Regions from separate parts of the Mus musculus genome. Here region 1 is linked to region 2. A link is a loop called in an ENCODE intact Hi-C map of the cell type or tissue named here. Cell type or tissue: gastrocnemius. All regions are shown on one strand. Links, peaks and the distances in the headings refer to the core of each region. The heading gives the core; the rest is flanking DNA.

The links. A loop is a pair of places that touch in the nucleus more often than their neighbours do. Peaks named below come from ENCODE experiments on the same cell type or tissue, not always from the same donor. Only the 100,000 strongest peaks of a DNase experiment are listed, where the experiment ranks them.
Region 1: a loop joins it to region 2, with 9 times the contacts of the local background. A loop is called at or near these places in 39 of 42 quality-filtered maps.

The regions. Positions count from the first base shown.
Region 1 is chr4:145,207,354-145,217,028 of GRCm38, reverse strand. It overlaps Tnfrsf1b (tumor necrosis factor receptor superfamily, member 1b), which reads left to right. Exons shown (of 10, transcript NM_011610.3): 10 at 929-4,661. The coding sequence ends at 1,242. Among named protein-coding and RNA genes, the nearest start is that of Vps13d, 17 kb to the right of the region's middle. In gastrocnemius, for the core only: no CTCF peak of the experiment used is centred there; a DNase peak (open chromatin) is centred at 2,441; H3K4me3 peaks cover 384 bases; H3K27ac peaks cover 1,899 bases.
Region 2 is chr4:145,282,557-145,293,027 of GRCm38, reverse strand. It overlaps Tnfrsf8 (tumor necrosis factor receptor superfamily, member 8), which reads left to right. Exons shown (of 13, transcript NM_009401.3): 6 at 268-434; 7 at 4,512-4,602; 8 at 4,952-5,049; 9 at 7,604-7,702; 10 at 7,829-7,882. Among named protein-coding and RNA genes, the nearest start is that of Gm36233, 23 kb to the right of the region's middle. In gastrocnemius, for the core only: a CTCF peak has its summit at 6,070; a DNase peak (open chromatin) is centred at 6,091; H3K27ac peaks cover 360 bases.

The sequences.
Region 1 (9,675 bases), core at 1-5,000, 73 kb after region 2:
TCTGTCTGTGATTTCTGCTTCTCTATATCCCAGTGGTAGGGATCAAAATCCACGTGTCTGGTAGGTGAGCTTTAAACTGCCAACCCCTAAATTTTAAGTGTTGTCAGTCAATTCACTTAAAATGCTATCATCACCAAAACCAAAGTGTGCCTAGGCTGGTTTTGATCCATTTGGTACTTGCCCTTTCAGTGGTCATGGGGAATATTCTTTGTAGATTTGGCCATAGGCAGTCTTCTGTAACTGCTTCCTGCCACATCCTAGCTTCTCTGTTCCAGCAAACTGCTCTCTCTCTCTCTCTCTCTCTCTCTCTCTCTCTCTCTCTCTCTCTCTCACACACACACACACACACACACACACACACACAGGTGTGCTAATGAGTCCACGTGTCTATGTGGAAGCTAGAGGACAACCTCAGGTGGCATCCTTAGGAACCCCATCTGCCTCCTTTAAGACAGTTTCCCCTTGGCTTGGTGTCCACCAGTTAGACTTAGTTGGTTGGCCTGAAAAGACCCAGAAATCTCCCTTTCTCTGCCTCCCAAGTACTGAGATTACAAGTGTGTGCCGCCATGCCCAGCCTCCTTACATGGGGTCTCAGGGGTTGAATTTAGGTCCTTAAGCTTGCAAGACAAAGTCCTTACTAACTGAGCCATATCCTCAGCCCAATGTTTTGTTCTTCTTGGAGTACTTTTGTCTGCTTTAGAAAATTGTCTCCGGTCAACAGCAGGGAGCGTTGGGCTGGGCAGCTGGGAAGTGAGCACACAGGCATGTAAGGGTGATGCATCTGCCATCGTAGTAGAGGTGAGCTAGGGTCTTTAGCCTCTTGGCCCTTGGCCTATTGCTCTAACCTGCCCCTGGGACAAGAGGCAAACTGCAAAGACACCCTGTCTCCAAGATCCCCAGACTCACCCTCCCATCCTGTGCTTCACAGATTCTTCCCACGGAAGCCACGGGACCCACGTCAACGTCACCTGCATCGTGAACGTCTGTAGCAGCTCTGACCACAGTTCTCAGTGCTCTTCCCAAGCCAGCGCCACAGTGGGAGACCCAGATGCCAAGCCCTCAGCGTCCCCAAAGGATGAGCAGGTCCCCTTCTCTCAGGAGGAGTGTCCGTCTCAGTCCCCGTGTGAGACTACAGAGACACTGCAGAGCCATGAGAAGCCCTTGCCCCTTGGTGTGCCGGATATGGGCATGAAGCCCAGCCAAGCTGGCTGGTTTGATCAGATTGCAGTCAAAGTGGCCTGACCCCTGACAGGGGTAACACCCTGCAAAGGGACCCCCGAGACCCTGAACCCATGGAACTTCATGACTTTTGCTGGATCCATTTCCCTTAGTGGCTTCCAGAGCCCCAGTTGCAGGTCAAGTGAGGGCTGAGACAGCTAGAGTGGTCAAAAACTGCCATGGTGTTTTATGGGGGCAGTCCCAGGAAGTTGTTGCTCTTCCATGACCCCTCTGGATCTCCTGGGCTCTTGCCTGATTCTTGCTTCTGAGAGGCCCCAGTATTTTTTCCTTCTAAGGAGCTAACATCCTCTTCCATGAATAGCACAGCTCTTCAGCCTGAATGCTGACACTGCAGGGCGGTTCCAGCAAGTAGGAGCAAGTGGTGGCCTGGTAGGGCACAGAGGCCCTTCAGGTTAGTGCTAAACTCTTAGGAAGTACCCTCTCCAAGCCCACCGAAATTCTTTTGATGCAAGAATCAGAGGCCCCATCAGGCAGAGTTGCTCTGTTATAGGATGGTAGGGCTGTAACTCAGTGGTCCAGTGTGCTTTTAGCATGCCCTGGGTTTGATCCTCAGCAACACATGCAAAACGTAAGTAGACAGCAGACAGCAGACAGCACAGCCAGCCCCCTGTGTGGTTTGCAGCCTCTGCCTTTGACTTTTACTCTGGTGGGCACACAGAGGGCTGGAGCTCCTCCTCCTGACCTTCTAATGAGCCCTTCCAAGGCCACGCCTTCCTTCAGGGAATCTCAGGGACTGTAGAGTTCCCAGGCCCCTGCAGCCACCTGTCTCTTCCTACCTCAGCCTGGAGCACTCCCTCTAACTCCCCAACGGCTTGGTACTGTACTTGCTGTGACCCCAAGTGCATGTCCGGGTTAGGCACTGTGAGTTGGAACAGCTGATGACATCGGTTGAAAGGCCCACCCGGAAACAGCTGAAGCCAGCTCTTTTGCCAAAGGATTCATGCCGGTTTTCTAATCAACCTGCTCCCCTAGCATGCCTGGAAGGAAAGGGTTCAGGAGACTCCTCAAGAAGCAAGTTCAGTCTCAGGTGCTTGGATGCCATGCTCACCGATTCCACTGGATATGAACTTGGCAGAGGAGCCTAGTTGTTGCCATGGAGACTTAAAGAGCTCAGCACTCTGGAATCAAGATACTGGACACTTGGGGCCGACTTGTTAAGGCTCTGCAGCATCAGACTGTAGAGGGGAAGGAACACGTCTGCCCCCTGGTGGCCCGTCCTGGGATGACCTCGGGCCTCCTAGGCAACAAAAGAATGAATTGGAAAGGACTGTTCCTGGGTGTGGCCTCAGCTCCTGTGCTTGTGTGGATCCCTAAAGGGTGTGCTAAGGAGCAATTGCACTGTGTGCTGGACAGAATTCCTGCTTATAAATGCTTTTTGTTGTTGTTTTGTACACTGAGCCCTGGCTGAGCCACCCCACCCCACCTCCCATCCCACCTTTACAGCCACTCTTGCAGAGAACCTGGCTGTCTCCCACTTGTAGCCTGTGGATGCTGAGGAAACACCCAGCCAAGTAGACTCCAGGCTTGCCCCTATCTCCTGCTCTGAGTCTGGCCTCCTCATTGTGTTGTGGGAAGGAGACGGGTTCTGTCATCTCGGAAGCCCACACCGTGGATGTGAACAATGGCTGTACTAGCTTAGACCAGCTTAGGGCTCTGCAATCAGAGGAGGGGGAGCAGGGAACAATTTGAGTGCTGACCTATAACACATTCCTAAAGGATGGGCAGTCCAGAATCTCCCTCCTTCAGTGTGTGTGTGTGTGTGTGTGTGTGTGTGTGTGTGTGTGTGTCCATGTTTGCATGTATGTGTGTGCCAGTGTGTGGAGGCCAGAGGTTGGCTTTGGGTGTGTTTGATCACTCTCAGTTACTGAGGCAGGGCTCTCATCTGTACCCAGAGCTTGCACATTTTCTAGTCTAACTTGCTTCAGGGATCTCTGTCTGCCTATGGAGTGCTCAGGTTACAGGCAGGCTGCCATACCTGCCCGACATTTACATGAATACTAGAGATCTGAATTCTGGTCCTCACACTTGTATACCTGCATTTTATCCACTAAGACATCTCTCCAAGGGCTCCCCCTTCCTATTTAATAAGTTAGTTTTGAACTGGCAAGATGGCTCAGTGGGTAAGGCAGTTTGCGGACAAACCTGATGACCTGAGTTGGATCCCTGACCATAAGGTAGAAGAGACCTGATTCCTGCAAGTTGTCCTCTGACCACCACCCCATACATGCTTCTGCATATGTGCACACATCACATTCTTGCACACACACTCACATACCATAAATGTAATAAATTTTTTTAAATAAATTGATTTTATCTTTTAATCATTATTTTTGCTTATCTGTTTGTTCATACATGGAGTTTTGCTGTATACCCAGTCTGGCTGCATCCTCCAGGCACCTTGAACTTGGATATTCTCCTGCCTCAGTTTCGAGAGTGCTGAGTTATAGGCATGTGCAACCGTGTCAGGACCCTTGGCGTTACATTATGTTTTCGAATCTTATTTTTCCATCTAAGACTGACAACCACCTTGCCAAAGGATGACCTTGACTTTTGTATCCTCTTGCCTCTACTTCCCAAGTATTGGGATGACAAGTCTGTCCATCCTATGATTTGTGTGGTGCTGGGGCTTGAACCCAGGGGCCTCGTGAATGCTAGGCAAACGCAATCAGCTGCCCAACCCCGAACTTCACTTTTCACCTGTGATTTCTTAACATGGTTCCTGAGCAGACAGCATGATCCTGTTGCCTTGAGGAGCTCTGCTCGTTGCTTTGACAATGCTCTATTTACTAAAGAATACTTATAGAGTTCAAGACTCCAAAGCAGCAGTTCCCAACCTGTGGGTATGACCTCTTGGGTATCCCATATCAGATATTTACATTAAACTTATAACAGAAGCAAAATTACAGTTATGGGGTAGCAACAAAATAATTTTTTTTTGAGGCAGGGTTTATCTGTGTAGCTCACTTTGTACAGACTAGGCTGGCCTTGAACTTAAAGATCTGCCTGCCTCTGCCTTCTGAATGCTGGGATTAAATGTGTGTGCCAACATGCCCAGTGCAGTGAAATAATTTTATTGTTGGGTCACCAAAACATGAGAAAGAGTATTAAAAGGTCATAGCGTTAGGAAGGTTGAGAACCACTGCCCCAAAAGATAGTAGAAATAGGTAATAGCATTTTAAAAAAAGATTAATTTCTTTTTCCGTGTGTGTGTGTGTGTGTGTGTGTGTGTGTGTGTGTGTGTGTGTGTGTGTGTGTGAAGGGTGCTGAATTCCCTAAATCTGGGATTACAGACAATTGTGCCAAATGGGTATTGGGAACCAAAGTTGGGTTTTCTGAAAGAGCAGCAAGTGCCCTTAACTGCTGAGCCCTCTCTCTAGCTATAATAAACTTTTTTTTAAAAAAATTAAAAAAATTTAGCACTCTGCCAGGTGTGGTAAACGTCTTCAATCCCAGCACTTAGAAAGCAGAGGCAGCTGGATCTCGGTGGTTTAGAGGCCAGACTTGTCTCACAGTGAGTTCCAGGCCAGCCAAGACTACATAGTGAGTCCCTGACTTCAAATACATATAGCATTCTTGAGGCCAGAGAGCAGGCTTGGAGGATAAAGGGCCTTTCTGTTGAGGTTGGCAGCCTTTGTTTGGTCTCATGTCCCACATGATGGAAGGACAGAGCTGACTGACCTTCACTCATACACTCAACACACATACATAATAAACATAATTAATTTATTTAAAAAAAATATGTAGTATCCTTGGCTCAAACTGGAGCTCTTTTGGTAAAGTGTTTGTCTAGCATGCCCAAGGCAGTGGGTTCAATCCCCACCACTGCATTTACTGGGTAGCCTGTAATTCCAGCACTAGGAGGCAGAGGCAAAACAATCGAAAGTCAGTCATCCTTGGTTACAGGCCAGTTCAGAGACAGCTCGGGGTACCTGAGAACTTGCCTCTGAAAGGAGGAGGAGGAAGAGAGAAGGAGAAAAGAAGAAGAAGAAGAAGAAGAAAAAGACAACACTAACATTGGTTTTGTTGTTGTTGTTCTGTTTGGTCTTTTTTTTTGTTTTGGTTTTGTTTTGGTTTTTTGAGACAGGGTTTCTCTGTGTAGCCGTGGCTGTCCTGGAGCTCACTCCGTAGACCAGGCTGGCCTCAGACTCAGAAATCCTCCTGCCTCTGCCCGCTAAGTGCTGGGATTAAAGGCATGTGCCACCACTGCCCGGCTAGCATTGTTCTTTTGAGGAGACCTTTTATAGATCATCTGAGAGTTAGTGTAAGCTTTGTTTTAGAACATTGCAACATTGTATTAAAGCCGGACTCACAGATATTTAAGTGTTGCCTTAGTTACTTTCCTCTTTACAATGAGGAAATACACAACAAAAGCAACCTAAGGAAGAAAGCATTTTAGGTTTTGGTTTTGGCTTTGGTGTTGGCTTTTCAGCCCCTAGTTTGAGAGTCCAGGCCATCATGGAGGGGAAGACAGGCAGCAGGTGGCTGGCCACAACACATCCGGAGTCAGGAAGCAGAGGGGCAAATCCTGCTCAGCTTACTTTTTTTTTTCCATTTTGTTTAGTCTGTGACCCTAGGGCTTAGAGCAGTAGTTCTCAACCTGTGGGTCTCGACCCCCTTAGGAGTCTAATATGAGTTGTCCTGCATATCAGATGTTTACATCATGATTCATAATGGTAGCAACATTACAGTTATAAAGTAGCAACAAAATAATTTTAGGGCTGGGGGAGGGGTGTCACATAAAGGGCTGTGGCATTAGAAAAGTTAAGAATCACTGCCTTGCCAGGCATGGTGGCACATGCCTTTAATCCCAGCACTTGGGAGGCAGAGGCAGGCGAATTTCTGAGTTCAAGTCCAGCCTGGTCTACAGAGTGAATTCCAGGACAGCCAGGACTACACAGAGAAACCCTGTCCCAAAACCCAAAAAACAAAAAACAAAACAAAACAAAACAAAAACCACTGCCTTAGAGGGTGAGACTTCCCTTCTCTGTTAAAAACCCTAGAAGTTTCCTTTCACGGCTGCTCTGAACAGTCAAGTTTGACTGTGAAAGTTAACTGCAGAACCTCTCATTTCCTTTGATTTGCAGATATTATGCAAAAAGAAAAAAAAAGCTCATGAACTTTTTTGTTGGGGTTGGGGGTTAAGACAGGCTCTCACTTAGGGCGGGCGTGGTGGCTCATGCCTTTAATCCCAGCACTCGGGAGGCAGAGGCAGGTGGATTTCTGAGTTCAAGGCCAGCCTGGTCTACGAAGTGAGTTCCAGGACAGCCAGGACAATACAGAGAAACCCTGTCTCAAAAAAAAAAAAAAAAAAAAAAAAAAAAAAAAAAAAAAAACAACAAAACAAAACAAAAAGACAGGGTCTCACTATGTAATCTGGGTTGGCCTGAAACTCACTAAGTACACAAGGTTGGCCTCAAACTCAGAGATCTGAATGCTTCAGCCTCCAAAGGGCTGCCATAAAAGGCATGTGCCACCATACTCAGAACTTCATGAATTCTTTGTTGAAACTCTGGCACTGAGCATTGAAAAACCAAGAGTGTGGGTGTAGCTTGATTGCAGAGCACTTGTCTACATTCTTGGGGGGGGGGGAGGAAAGAAAGAAAGAGAGAAAGAGAGAGAGAAAGAGAGGAAGAGAGAAAGAGAGAGAGAAAGGGAAAAGAAATTATGACTCAATCATTGATATGATTTTTGAGACACAGTCTCATCCTCAGGATCACAGAGTAGCTAGACAGGCTAGCTCAGTCATCCCAAGGGAGTCAAAGCTCGTGAACCGCACAGCTAGTGAGGAACATGACCCCACAGCCTGCTCAGTGTGCCTTGTGAATCTAGCCCAGAGCATTTTTAAAGTACACCTCACAGCAAGCTACCTATTCTAGTAGAGGGACTCCATTTAAAAGAAGCACTTGGTAGGGGGCGGGACTTGAGAGTTACTTCATCCCTTAGGAGCACGGCTGTTTTTCCAGAGCACTGGGGTTCGAAATTTGATACCCACATGGTGGCTCAGAATCATCTGTAACTCCAGTTCCTGAAAATCTGATGCTATTGTGCAGCATTCCCCCCCCCCCTTCATTATTTTGTCAGGATATTTTATCAGAGCAACGGAAAAGAAAGCAAGACAAGCAAAAGTGCTGGAAGCATCCTGGGCTGGGCTCCTTCTCAAAAAGGTTCATGTTCCTGCCAGAGGTATGTCCACTGCCAGTAGCTAAAGTCACCTCTTATTGGTAATATATTCCACCCCGTGAACATGTGTGGTGACTCATAGCCACCTGTTACTCAGGTTCCAGGGGATATGCCACCCTCTTCTGGTCTCCAAGGGCACTGTGTGTGTGCTGTCCACATACATGCAGGCAAACATTCATACCCACTAAATAAAAATAAATAAATATTTGAGAGAGAACGAAGCATAGACTGAGAGTGGATGGGAACAAGGAACTACTCTCAGCCACGGTCACAGAGAAGCCAAGGACAGGGGTGCAGGCAGGGGGAGGGGCGTGTGTGTGTCTGTGTGTCCTGCTGTCGAACAAAGGTAAGAGGGCTTGCTGCCAAGCCTGATGACTTGAGTTCCATGATGATTTGAGTTCCACATGGTGGCGAGAACTGACTCCCACAGTCAACCTTCATGTTCAAAGCTATGTTAAGATGGGCATGGTGGTGCACACCTATAATCCCAGCATTTGATGCTGGAGGCAAAAGGATCAAGAGTTCAAGGTCATCCTTGGCTACAAAGCAAGTTTGAGATCAGACCGAGTTGTATCAGATTCTGTCTCAATACAAACAGGCAAACAAAACAAACCCAATAAAAGTTCAGACAGTGGTGAATATTTTCTGCAGTTACCCTTTATCTACCTCTCAACAGTAGAGACACGTATATTTACACTGAACCAACCCAGGTAGTCCAGATAGGGAGTGTCCCCATCTTAGGATCCTGAAAAGTAGCATGGCTTCAGGATGCTCCAGATTCTTTGGTGGGGGGGGGTCATTAGCCAGTACCCCCTCTCCCCCAGTTCACTGTCCAGAATGATTCTTTATCTCCATCTCCTCTCAACCTGGCTCTGGTTCTGCCCCTCCCTCATCTTTAGGTGGATAACCTGGCTGGTTGTTCACTGACAAAATAACAGAAACACAGGGAATGCTTGTAGCTCCTAAGCCCCGCTCCCATTACTGTACCTGGGCCCATGTCCTTGCCTTCTCTGTGACCATGGCTGAGAGCAGTTTCTTGTTCCCATCCACTCTCCGTCTATGCTTCTTTCTCTCTCAAATATCTATTTATTTTTACTTAATAGGTATGAATGTTTGCCTGCATGTATGTGGATCGTGCACACACCGTGGCCTTGGAGACCAGAAGAGGGTGGCATATCCCCTAGAACTGGAGTGACAGGTGGCTGTGAGTCACCATAGGGGTGCTAAGAATTGATTTTGGGTCTTCTGCCAGAGAAGCCAGTGCTATTAAGTGCAGAACCATCTCTTCAGTCCCTAGCACCTTTTATTTGTTTGTTTGTTTCTTTCTTTGTTTATTCACTTTACATGCCTATCACTGTCTGCCCTCCTGCTCCTCCATCCCTCAGTTTCTCCCCCCACCCCCTTCTCCTCTGAGGAAGTGGAGCCCCACCTTCTCCTGGCATCTCTCTTGAACCAAACACATTGTTTCAGGGTCTGACTCCACCTTTCCTCCTTCAGCATCAGCCTCCCTGTCTGCTTACAGACACAATGACCTTTTTGTCCCCTTTGAAAAACAACATCCCACCTCTCACCAGAAAAACAGAAAATAACAGTAGTTGGTGACATGTGGAGAGACTGAAAGCCAGTGCCCTGTGAGTGAGCTGTAAAACAGTACAGCTGCTGGGGCAGATGGTGCAGAAGTCCCTCAGAAAGCTAGACATATGTAATGAGCCCTGGATGCCATCACAGGCACTGAAAATAAAGCAAACATAGAATAATCATATGAGCCAGAAATTGCACTTCCGGATATGCAGCGAGAAGCATTGCAAACCACATGCCTGAATGGATCGGTATTTGATGGAACATGGCCAATCACTGCAGCATTTTCCACAAGAAGTGAGAGATGGAGGTGAGTGCAACACCACTAAGAGTAGACACAGACAAAATGTGGACTGCGAACGCAATTGGGGGTATTCTCCCTTAAGAAGGAAAATGGCTTCTGGAGATGGTCCAGCAGTTCAGAGTACATAGTGCTCTTACAGAGAACTCAAGTTCAATCCCCACCACCCCTATGATCATACCAGATAGACTGAAACCACTCACTGCTGCATCCCATCTCCAGGGCATCTAACACCTCTGGTTTCCGTGGCTATCTGCTTTCATGTTCACATACACACAACTTAAATTAATAAAAAGGAGACGCAGGTATGGTGGCACATGCCTTTGATCTCAATCCTCAAGAGGCAGAGGTAGGTAGAATTGGAGGCCAGCCTGGTC
Region 2 (10,471 bases), core at 3,076-8,075:
GGGTGCACAGGCAGGATCAGCCCAGGCTGGCAGGACCCTAGGGTGGCTCTCTGACAAGCTCACCAGTTATATGAGTCCCTGCTGTGTGTGTCTAGCTCTGCCTGGTGCCCATAAGAGACCCAGGTCTAAGAAACTTGGCTTTTGCGCTCAGCTCATAGCAGGGCACATAGGGGCTGAGACAGGAGCCTTTCTCCATAGACACTAATCCCCAAACCCAGACCTCCTGGTTTGTGAAGTCATCAGATCTTTGTCTGGCTTCTTCTACAGCCATGCCACTCCTCAGGCCATGCCTACTCTAGAATCCCCAGCCAATGACAGTGCAAGGAGCTTGCTGCCAATGCGTGTCACCAACCTTGTGCAGGAAGATGCTACTGAGTTGGTGAAGGTTCCAGAATCTTCCTCGTCCAAGGCAAGGGAGCCCAGTCCAGATCCAGGTACTGTTTAATTGAAGCTGTGGCAGTCTCCCAAGGAGGTGCTGTCTGATAAGGGGACCTGGGTATGCAGAGGACTCTGAGCTGCAGCTTGCCAAGTAGGAACAGAAGAGCATCTCCAGGATGCAGCTCCTGAGGCTGAGGCTCAAGTGCCAAAGGTCCTGAAAGGGCTCTTTCTTTCCTAAAATTTCTGAGTGCCCTTGCATGCCAGGGGCAGGTGCTGTGTGTTCCTGCCCTGTACTCAGGGTGCTTATGACAGAGCAGGTGGGTTCAGGCCATGGCTCCCATGGCCCCTAACCGTTCTCATGGCTCTCATAGCTGAGGACCCAGCTACTGTTTCACCACTCAGAGAAAGTGAACAGCCTGCACTATACAGATTCACTGTTCAAGGTTTTGGGTGTTTACAACTTGGGGCTTAGAAATACCAGTGAATAATAAATCAATCTCTCTCTCTCTCTCTCTCTCTCTCTCTCTCTCTCTCTCTCTCTCTCTCTCTCTCTGTGTGTGTGTGTGTGTGTGTGTACTGATCCTCATTGAGGTCAAAGGTCAACCTTGGGAGTCTGTAGAAGCCATCCACCTTGTTTTTTGAGACAGGGCCTTTCATTGGCCCAGGACTCAGCAATCAAGCTACGTTGGCTGGCCAATGAGTCCCAAGGTTTCACTTGTCTTCTCGATAGCACTGGGGCTACAAGTGTGCTCCACCATGCTTGCCTTTGTATCTGGCTGCTGGCATTGAACTTGGGTTCTCAGAGTTGTGCAGATGGAACCATCTGCCAGTCTGAACTGGAACATAACACTTGTATGCTTCCTGCTTTTGTTTGGTTAATGGTGGTGGCTTGTGATTCTGGCCTCAAGCCCTTCCTTCCCGCTATGCTCCTCACGCTTTCCACCAAGGCCTTTGAGGGACATGTTCATTCCTATTCTGCCTTTGGTGGTGGTGGTGTTATTTTTATTTTGTTTGTCTTTGGCTTTCTTGTTTGTTTTCATGGGGTTTTTTTGCTTTTTGTTTTGTTTTGTGTAGAGAGTCAGTCTTGCTACATAGCACTCTATAGCACTAGCTGACTCAGAATTCATTATATAGCTCAGGTATCTTAGTTAGTTTTTGTGTCTACTTGATACAAACTATAGTCATTTGAAAAGAGGGAACCTCAATTTTAAAAATGCCCCTAGCTGATTGGCCTGTGGCCAAGCAATCCTGTGGGGCAATTTTTTTTTCTTCCCACCATGCCTGGCTGTTTTTTTGTTTGTTTGTTTGGTTGGTTGGTTGGTTGGTTTTTTTGGTTTTTAAAGGTTAAACATTTAAAAACACAAACCAAATGAAAGCTGTAACTTTAGTAGGTCTGATGATGCACGCTTTTAATCCCAGCGCTCAGGAGGTAAGGGCAGGTGGATCTCTGTGAGTTTGAGGCAAGCCTGGTCTACTGAGAGTTTCAGGACACCCAGAGCTACATAGTGACACCCAGGACACCCAGAACTATCCCTTTCAACCACCCACCCACCCACCCAACCAACCAACCAACCAAACAAGCACACACAAATAACAGCTTGTAACTTCATATGGCCAATGCAGAAAGTCAGTTGATATTTTAAATATAATCCCTCTTAGTGTGCTTTCCCTCTCTGTGATAGGAACACCGTCTCTAATTAGCATTACAAGGGGAAGGGTCCTTTTTAGTTCTCAGTTGGGGAGATTTTTGTCTATAGCTGCTTGGTTCTGAGGCAGCTCATCTCCACAGGCGTTGCTCACCTCATGGTGGCCAGGATGCACAAAGAGGCAAAGGAGAGGTAGGGACTTTTTCACGGACGTACTCCTGATGACCTTTCTCCCTTCCTCTGGGCTCCAGGTTCTGAAGCTCCACTGCCTCTCAGTAGCATGATGGATGTCTGGGATACAGTAGCATGATGGGTGGCTGGGATACAGTGGCATGATGGGTGGCTGGGATACAGTAGCATGATAGATAGCTGGGATACAGTGGCATGATGGATGGCTGGGATACAGTAGCATGATGGGTGGCTGGGATACAGTGGCATGATGGATGGCTGGGATACAGTGGCATGATGGGTGGCTGGGATACAGTAGCATGATGGATGGCTGGGATACAGTGGCATGATGGGTGGCTGGGATACAGTAACATGATAGATAGCTGGGATACAGTAGCATGATGGGTGGCTGGGATACAGTAGCATGATGGGTGGCTGGGATACAGTGGCATGATGGGTGGCTGGGATACAGTAGCATGATAGATAGCTGGGATACAGTAGCATGATGGGTGGCTGGGATACAGTAGCATGATGGGTGGCTGGGATACAGTGGCATGATGGGTGGCTGGGATACAGTAGCATGATAGATAGCTGGGATACAGTAGCATGATGGGTGGCTGGGATACAGTAGCATGATGGGTGGCTGGGATACAGTGGCATGATGGGTGGCTGGGATACAGTAGCATGATAGATAGCTGGGATACAGTAGCATGATGGGTGGCTGGGATACAGTAGCATGATGGGTGGCTGGGATACAGTGGCATGATGGGTGGCTGGGATACAGTAGCATGATGGGTGGCTGGGATACAGTAGCATGATGGGTGGCTGGGATATTTACCAGAGTTCCTTTTCTCTCTTTGATATGTGTACATACTTGTGTGCAGGCATGCTTGCGCGCATACATGACACATGTACCATGGGGTCAGACGACGACCTGTGGGTATTGATTAGTTGGTTCTCTTCTTCCACAATGTGGGTCCCAGGATCCAACTAAGGTCATCACCTTAGTCACCTAAGGTCTTTCCTGCTGAGCCATCTTGCTGCCCTTTAAGCTTCTTCTAAATAAAAAGCAGAAGCTGCTTTTGGAACCCTGCCGCAGACCCTCTTGGGTCCCTTGTCTGTGTAGAATGGGTTTCTAGTTGCAGATGGGCAAGGAGTCAGAGAATGACAGACAGACGCAACGCAAGAGGTTGTGTAGAATCTGAATGTAATTTTTCAAATTGAGCATCAAACTATTTATACAGAAGAAAATAGGGAAGTTAGGTGACACATCGGCAAGGTACAAATGAGGTTACCGGATGCTTAATGACTCTTACACAAAACAGAGGAATGTAAACAAAAGGACTGGCAGGAACTGGGCAATAAAACAACTGAGACAAAGTCAGCTCTATCTAAAGTCAACTCTATCTAAGGTCATAGTCTTAGAAGCCAGGTGTGAGGTCTTTACACTCCTAGGGCAAGGGCTTTCACACCCAAGTTATGGTTCTAATTAGGGAGTTCCGCTCTAGCTAACCTTCTCATGAATAATGCAATACTCTAAAACAACAGCCTGATCTACTTCCTAAACCATTGTAAATTCCTGTATATGGGAGCGACTTGGATTTTATCCTAAGTGATAGTGTGAGGGGACTTTCTACTAATAAGTAATGTAGTCTGCCATATATAACTATAATAAGAATTCTAAACTTACATTGCTAAGCTTGCCCTGAGATTTCTAACTCTATGTAGTAGATAGTAAAGCCTGATTTCTTTCACTATCTCTCTTACAATACTAGAGGCAATTCTGAATGTCACTGAATAGGCAACATTCTTACTGAATTCCTACTGAATTCCAAGTTTGTCATCTTCAAGAATTTTCTGGGACGTTGGAACACTGGCGAAGGCTTAGCTATGTCAGAATTCAATCTTAAAAGGCACTTATAATAAAATAATACTAAAAGAGAGCACGTGGATCCATACACCAGACTAACACGGGGATAGGGTATCAGTATACGGGTTATGAGAGTAACCGTTGCCAGAGTTCCAGGAGGTGAGTTTCCGTGAAACTCTTTGCCTCGTGAGTGCTTCCAGGCCTCTCAGCCTGCCAAGCAGACTTCACTGGAGCGTGCATAGCAGAACCCATGGTACCATAGCCTCTCCAGTTTGATGCTTTAAAGCACAACCCTCATGGCCTTTGTCACTTGTAGCCAGGAATTGTGTGTTATGGAAGACTCCCACTCACTACTTTCCACTACCTCCCAACTGCCTCCCACTGTTCCCCACTGCAGACTGGATATTCAAACTCTCTGCACTGATTCTAATATGTCATCATACCTATAGGTAATGCAGAGAAGAATATGACCTTGGAGCTTCCATCTCCAGGGACACTCCCTGACATCAGCACCTCAGAAAACAGCAAGGAGCCTGCAAGGTGACTCCTAGTCCCCCCACCCCATGGGAAGGGCAGAATGGCCCTTTGTATGCTCAGGCAGTGTCCAGGAAAGTAAGGGCTAGACATGCAGGGGCATCAGACCTTGAGGCCTTTGGGGAGGTTGGGGAGGAACATGGCTGTGTGTCTGTCTCAGTGATTACAGGATTGTAAAGCCAGAGGGTCTAGAGCTTAATCAATACCTCACAATGCCTGTAAAGACTGTGTTGATCTTTTGGGTACCCAGGCTTCATCTTTACCCTCTGTAGAGAAGAAACATCCTTCATTAGACACACCCTTTTTACATGGCAACTGTGACCATCACCCTTGTCCTTGGTTTCCTTTGGTATAGTACCGCCTCCACCCTAAGCCTTGTGGTAGATGCCTGGACCAGCAGCAGGATGCAGCCCACCTCTCCATTGTCCACGGGAACACCATTTCTGGATCCAGGTAATGATCATTCACTGTCCAAAGCAAGGGGCAGCAGGACTTCCTTTCAGGGCTTTGGCCTCGGGTGGATTGAGAAATAAAGACCAAGCCCAACTTTCTGGCTTCTAGAACTGACCCTGTGGCTCTGCCGTTTCCTAATATTATCTCATTCTTGGGACAGAACTTTTCTTTTTTCATGACTTCATTCTGATGGCCTATAATTGCTACCCAAAATTCAGTTTTGAGGCTGGGGGTGTGGCTCTGTTGGCTGAATTTTCACCTAGAATACCCAGCACCTCTGGGTCTGATCCCTACCAGGGTATCCACGGGGCTTCGTAGTGTATGTCTATAATCTCACGGCTGAGAGGTAGATATAGGAAAAGTTCAGGGTTGGATCAATGAAGTGGCTCATTTGCCATCTGCCCTGCCCAAGGAAGCAAGCCCAATGAACTCAGTTTGATCCTGAGAAACCATGTAGAGGCGGAAGGACAAAACAAAAGGCTCTAGGCATGGCAGATGCTTGGTCTACATGTCAGGTTCAAGGTCAGTCAGGGCTACATAGTGAGACCCTGTCTCATGGTTGTTAAAGGTCACATTCTGCTATATAACAAGTTGAAGGCCACCCTGGGCTATATGAGACCCTATTTGAAAAGAACTCTCACTTGGGGTAGTGGTACATGCCTTTAATTCTAGAATTTGGGAGGCAGAAGCAGGTGGATCTCTGTGAGTTCAGGGCTAGCCTAGCCTACAGAGTGAACTCTAGGACAGCCAGGACTACACAGAGAAACTCTGTCTTGAAAATCCAAAAAGGGGGGAAAAATAGAAAGGAGAAAGAAATTGAATAAGTTACTAAAAGTCTAGGAAGCTTAATTCCCTTCATCCTCAGTTTCCTTGGATATAAAATGGATAGCAAATCAGCCCCCAGGATTATCAGCCTATAGCACAAGTATGGTCTTCACATTACCAGAGCAGGATCAAGACAGTTGCTGCTCCTGCTAATGAGGTAACACCAGGCAGTTTTAGGACTAGCAGTACTAGTTTTGGACACACGGTGGCAATAGTTCTCAAGTTAACAGTTCTCAGCATGCCATAGAAAACTCTTTGAGGGCTGTGGCTATGGCTTAGTTGGCAAAGTGCTTGCCTAGCACACCAAAGAGCCTTGGTTCCATTCCCAGGCCCACATAAACCGGTGTGGTAATACATGCCTATAATCTGAGCACAGAGGAGGTGGAGGTAGGTAATCCTGAGAACACAGTCATCATTGGCTACACAGCAAGTTTGAAGCTACCCTGAATTACTGTCCCAATAATAACAAACAAAACAAACATACTTGAGCAATAACACCCAAGGCATGTACCCAAATAACAATTAAACAATTAAAATAATCAGTGTAGGCTGTGTAAGGGTGGGTCGAGTAAATGCATGGGCTAGGCAAGGTTTAGTATACATTGAGTTTAGTATACATGAAGTTTAGTATGCATTAGGTTTAGTATGCATTAGGTTCTGTGTTTGATTCATGTTACGCTGTGTGCATGTGCCAGTGTGTGTGCAAAGAATATGAAAGCTGAAGTTACCTGGCCTGAGTGGTGACTCTAGGGGTGACTGGACAAGATTTAGTCTTCCTCCTTTGGCTCTAAAATATATCCATTCATTCCTATGTATATGATGTTAGTGCCCCAATGCCATGTTTCGTGTCTGAAAGTTAGAGGGCAGTTTCTGCGGGCTTCTTTCCTTCCACTTTTCTGTGGGTTCTGGACATTGAACTCAGGTCATCAGGCTTGCAGTAAGTACTTTACCCACTAACCATCCCACTGGCCCTTTTTGTTTTAATGGCTGAAAATGCTTTGTGCAGAGCTGACCTTGTGTCTGCCCTCGGGAGCTGATGGTCTCAGTTTCCCTAACCAGCCTTCACTCTCCCCATCTCAACTAGCTACAGCACTCCAACTTCTAGAGTTTTGTTTTGTTGTTGTCGTTTTGTCTGTTGTTGTTGTTGTTTTATATGAAGTCTCACTATGTAGCCCTGACTAGCCTGGATCTAGGTATGTAGATCAGGCTAACTGGTTTACCTCCATCTCCCTAGTGATGAGATTACAGTCATGTAACACTATACCCAACCCATTCTAATTCTTTTATTTTTTCTTCTTCAAATATGAGTACACTGTAGCTGTCTTTAGACACACACCAGAGGTGTGCATCAGATCTTATTACAGATGGTTGTGAGCCACCGTATGGTTGCTGAGAATTGAACCACTGAGCCATGCCATCTCTCCAGCCACCACTCCCCCCCCCCGCCCCATTCTGATTCTTGATGTCTCGATTTCTCATCCTCTCTGGTTTCTTTTTCTTACTTTCTGAGCTGCCATATAGCTTCCTGGAGCCAGGTTGGGGTGGCAAGGTAAGGGCTGAATCAGATGGTCCCAGATTCGGGAAGGTTCAGGGCTGCTCATCTCAGTGGGACCCATGTCCCAGGAAAAGTAGGAAGTGGGCTGCACCTAGGACTGTCCTGTGTAGTCCAGGGAAGGGCCCTGGCTCCTAGCTGTGCACAGAGTACAGGATGGATGACACTGTGTTTCAGGGCCCGTGCTCTTCTGGGTGGCCATGGTGGTGCTACTGGTTGGCTCCGGCTCCTTTCTCCTGTGTTACTGGAAGGCCTGTAGGAGGCGGTTCCAGCAGAGTAAGTGCATGTGTCTTGGGGTCCTGGGGAAGGTGGCTGCATTAATCTGGCCTGGCCTGGGTACTGCTCTGTCTTTCCTTTTCCTACCTGCTCACACCCTAAGCCCCAAGCCTGCTGTTTTTGCAGAGTTTCACCTGGACTACCTAGTGCAGACCTTCCAGCCCAAGATGGAGCAGACAGGTGAGTATCAGGCCATGCAAAGGGCTATCTGGGCCAGAATGGATAGGTGCATGACCAGTGTAAGGCCTGGGGCCTAGACCAACTCATACAAAAACAAAAAACAAAACCAAAAAAAACAAAAAAACAAAAAAAAAAACCATTGTCCAGCAAGGGGTGTTTTGAGTTGGAGAAGTTTCATAAGTACATGCTCGTACCTCCTAAGCGCTCCCCAAGCAAGGGGTTTTTTGTGTTTTGATGGTTTCAAGCTTGTTTCCATGAGCTGTTGGGCAGGGTTTATTGAAACCGCTGTTTGCTTTCTTGACATTTTTCTAGTATTAGAGTTTCCATTGCCGTCAGTTAATTTTTTTTTTGTTTCTCTCCAAATGTTCATGAGAACAGTCTTGTTAGAATGAGAGAAACAGAGAGAGAAAGAGACAGAGACAGAGAGAGACAGAGAGAGAGTGTATCCAAAGAGTCTATCTAGGCCTTAAGACTGGCCTCAGTATTGTGTCTGAGGCTAGTTTTGGACCTCTAGATTCCCCTGGGTCCCTTGATGTTTTTTTGTTTCCAGGGTTGAGTGAGAGGAAGTGCTCACCTGGGTGAGCACACAGGGTCCAGATAACTATATTCTAGGCAAGGATAGTCATGACCTGGGCAGCGTGGGCCTGAGCAAGGTAGACATGACCTGAGCAGGGTAGGTGTGACCTGGGCAGAGTTGGCATAACTTGGATAGAGTGGGTATAGTCTGGGCAGGGTGGGTATGGCCTGGGCAGAATTATCTTGAACAGGGTAGGCATGGCCTGGGCAGGGTTGGCATAGCCTGAGTAGAGTGGATATGGTCTGAATAAAGTAGTTATGGCCTGGGCAGTGTGAGTATGGCCTGGGCAGTGTGGGTATGGCCTGGGCAGGGTGAGTATGGCCTGGGCAGGGTGAGTATGGCCTGGGCAGGGTGAGTATGGCCTGGGCAGGGTGAGTATGGCCTGGGCAGGGTGAGTATGGCCTGGGCAGGGTGAGTATGGCCTGGGCAGGGTGAGTATGGCCTGGGCAGAATGGTCTTGAGAAGGGAAGGGTAGACATGGCCTAGGCAGCGTGGGCCTGAGCAGTGTGGGGACAGCCTGGGCAGTGGGTGATAAAGGAGCATTTATTCATTTCCTTGCTGTCTTCATGAACACATCTTCAGCACAGGCTTTGTCTAGGCACAGGCAGTCCTAGATCTTTCAAACTTCCAGACAAGTGTGACAGCTGGTAAGAGCAGACAGGCACATGTGTTCCGGCCCCACTAACTCCTCTGAAGTGAAGACTCCTATTCCCCTACTTGCCTGTGAGCAAGGACCTATGGACTGTGCAGGTTAATGAGATGTCTGCCATCCATCACCTGAATTGACCTGACATTACCGCAAGTGTCCTTGGTACCTTTACCAAGCACGAGAACATCTCATTTTATCCTAGGGTGGCCTTTTCAGCCCCTATCACTCTCTTTGTTTCTCAGATGACTGTGTGAGGCACAGGAAGATGAGGTCAGCTGGCAAAGGCCACGTGCTGAGCAGACAGCGAGATGAGGACTTGTCGTTACTGTCACTGGAGTTTCCATGAACAGTGTGCCTCATCCTTAGCACCACTGAGATTTGTCAGCTTGAGCCGGGCACTGTAAGATGTTTAGCAACCTGCCTAATGCCAGGGTGCACCCCTCCTCAGCTGTGACAGAGCCCAGAATGTCCCCAGGCATTCAGCCCATCATTTTATTCTATATTTAGCTAATTAACTTTCAGACAGGCTGGCCTCAAACTTGCTACACTGCTGAAAATGACCATGAACTTCCTATCCTCCTGTCTTCAGCTTTTGTGCTGAGATTACAAAAAGGTGTTGTAGTGGCATGCCTAGTTTCTGCTTGGCTGAGGATTGAGCCTGTCAGTTCATATATGTTGGCTTCATACATGCTGGACAAGCACTCTTCAACAAGCTGCATCCCCAGCCTTCAGTCCTTCCCCTCAGCCCTTCATTTTAACATACACATGAAATTCTTGACTGGTTTATAAAATTATTTTTAATGATACGTATGTGGGGGCAGGTATTGGTGTGTGGGTGTGTAAATGTGGGTGTGTGAATGGGAATGGGAGTCACAGGTGGGATTAAAGGTGTGCACCACCCGTGCCTGGATAAGGATTGCAGCCCCTACCTCGCTGTTATCACAGATGATGGAGGCTGAAAAGGATTGCTTTGCTCTGATACTGTTTCAGATTTCCAAACGTAGGGAACAGTACAAAAACTGACATTTTCCAAAACAGTTTTTGGAGTAACTTAACAGACTTGATTTCTTATCATCCTTAAGTACTTCACTGTGTGTTTCATAATAACCAGGACATTGCAGTAAGACCATCAGGATCAAAGAATTCAGCCTGTTCTATCACCACCAATCAGTGCCCAGATCAGACTGGTTTGTTTCTTTTCTCTTCTCTTCATTTCTCTTCATTTCTCTTCATTTCTCTTCTCTTCTCTTCTCTTCTCTTCTCTTCTCTTCTCTTCTCTTCCTCTTCCTCTTCCTCTTCCTCTTCCTCTTCTCTTTCCTTTCCCTTCTCCCTCCCTCCCTCCCTTCCTTCTTTTCTTCCTTCC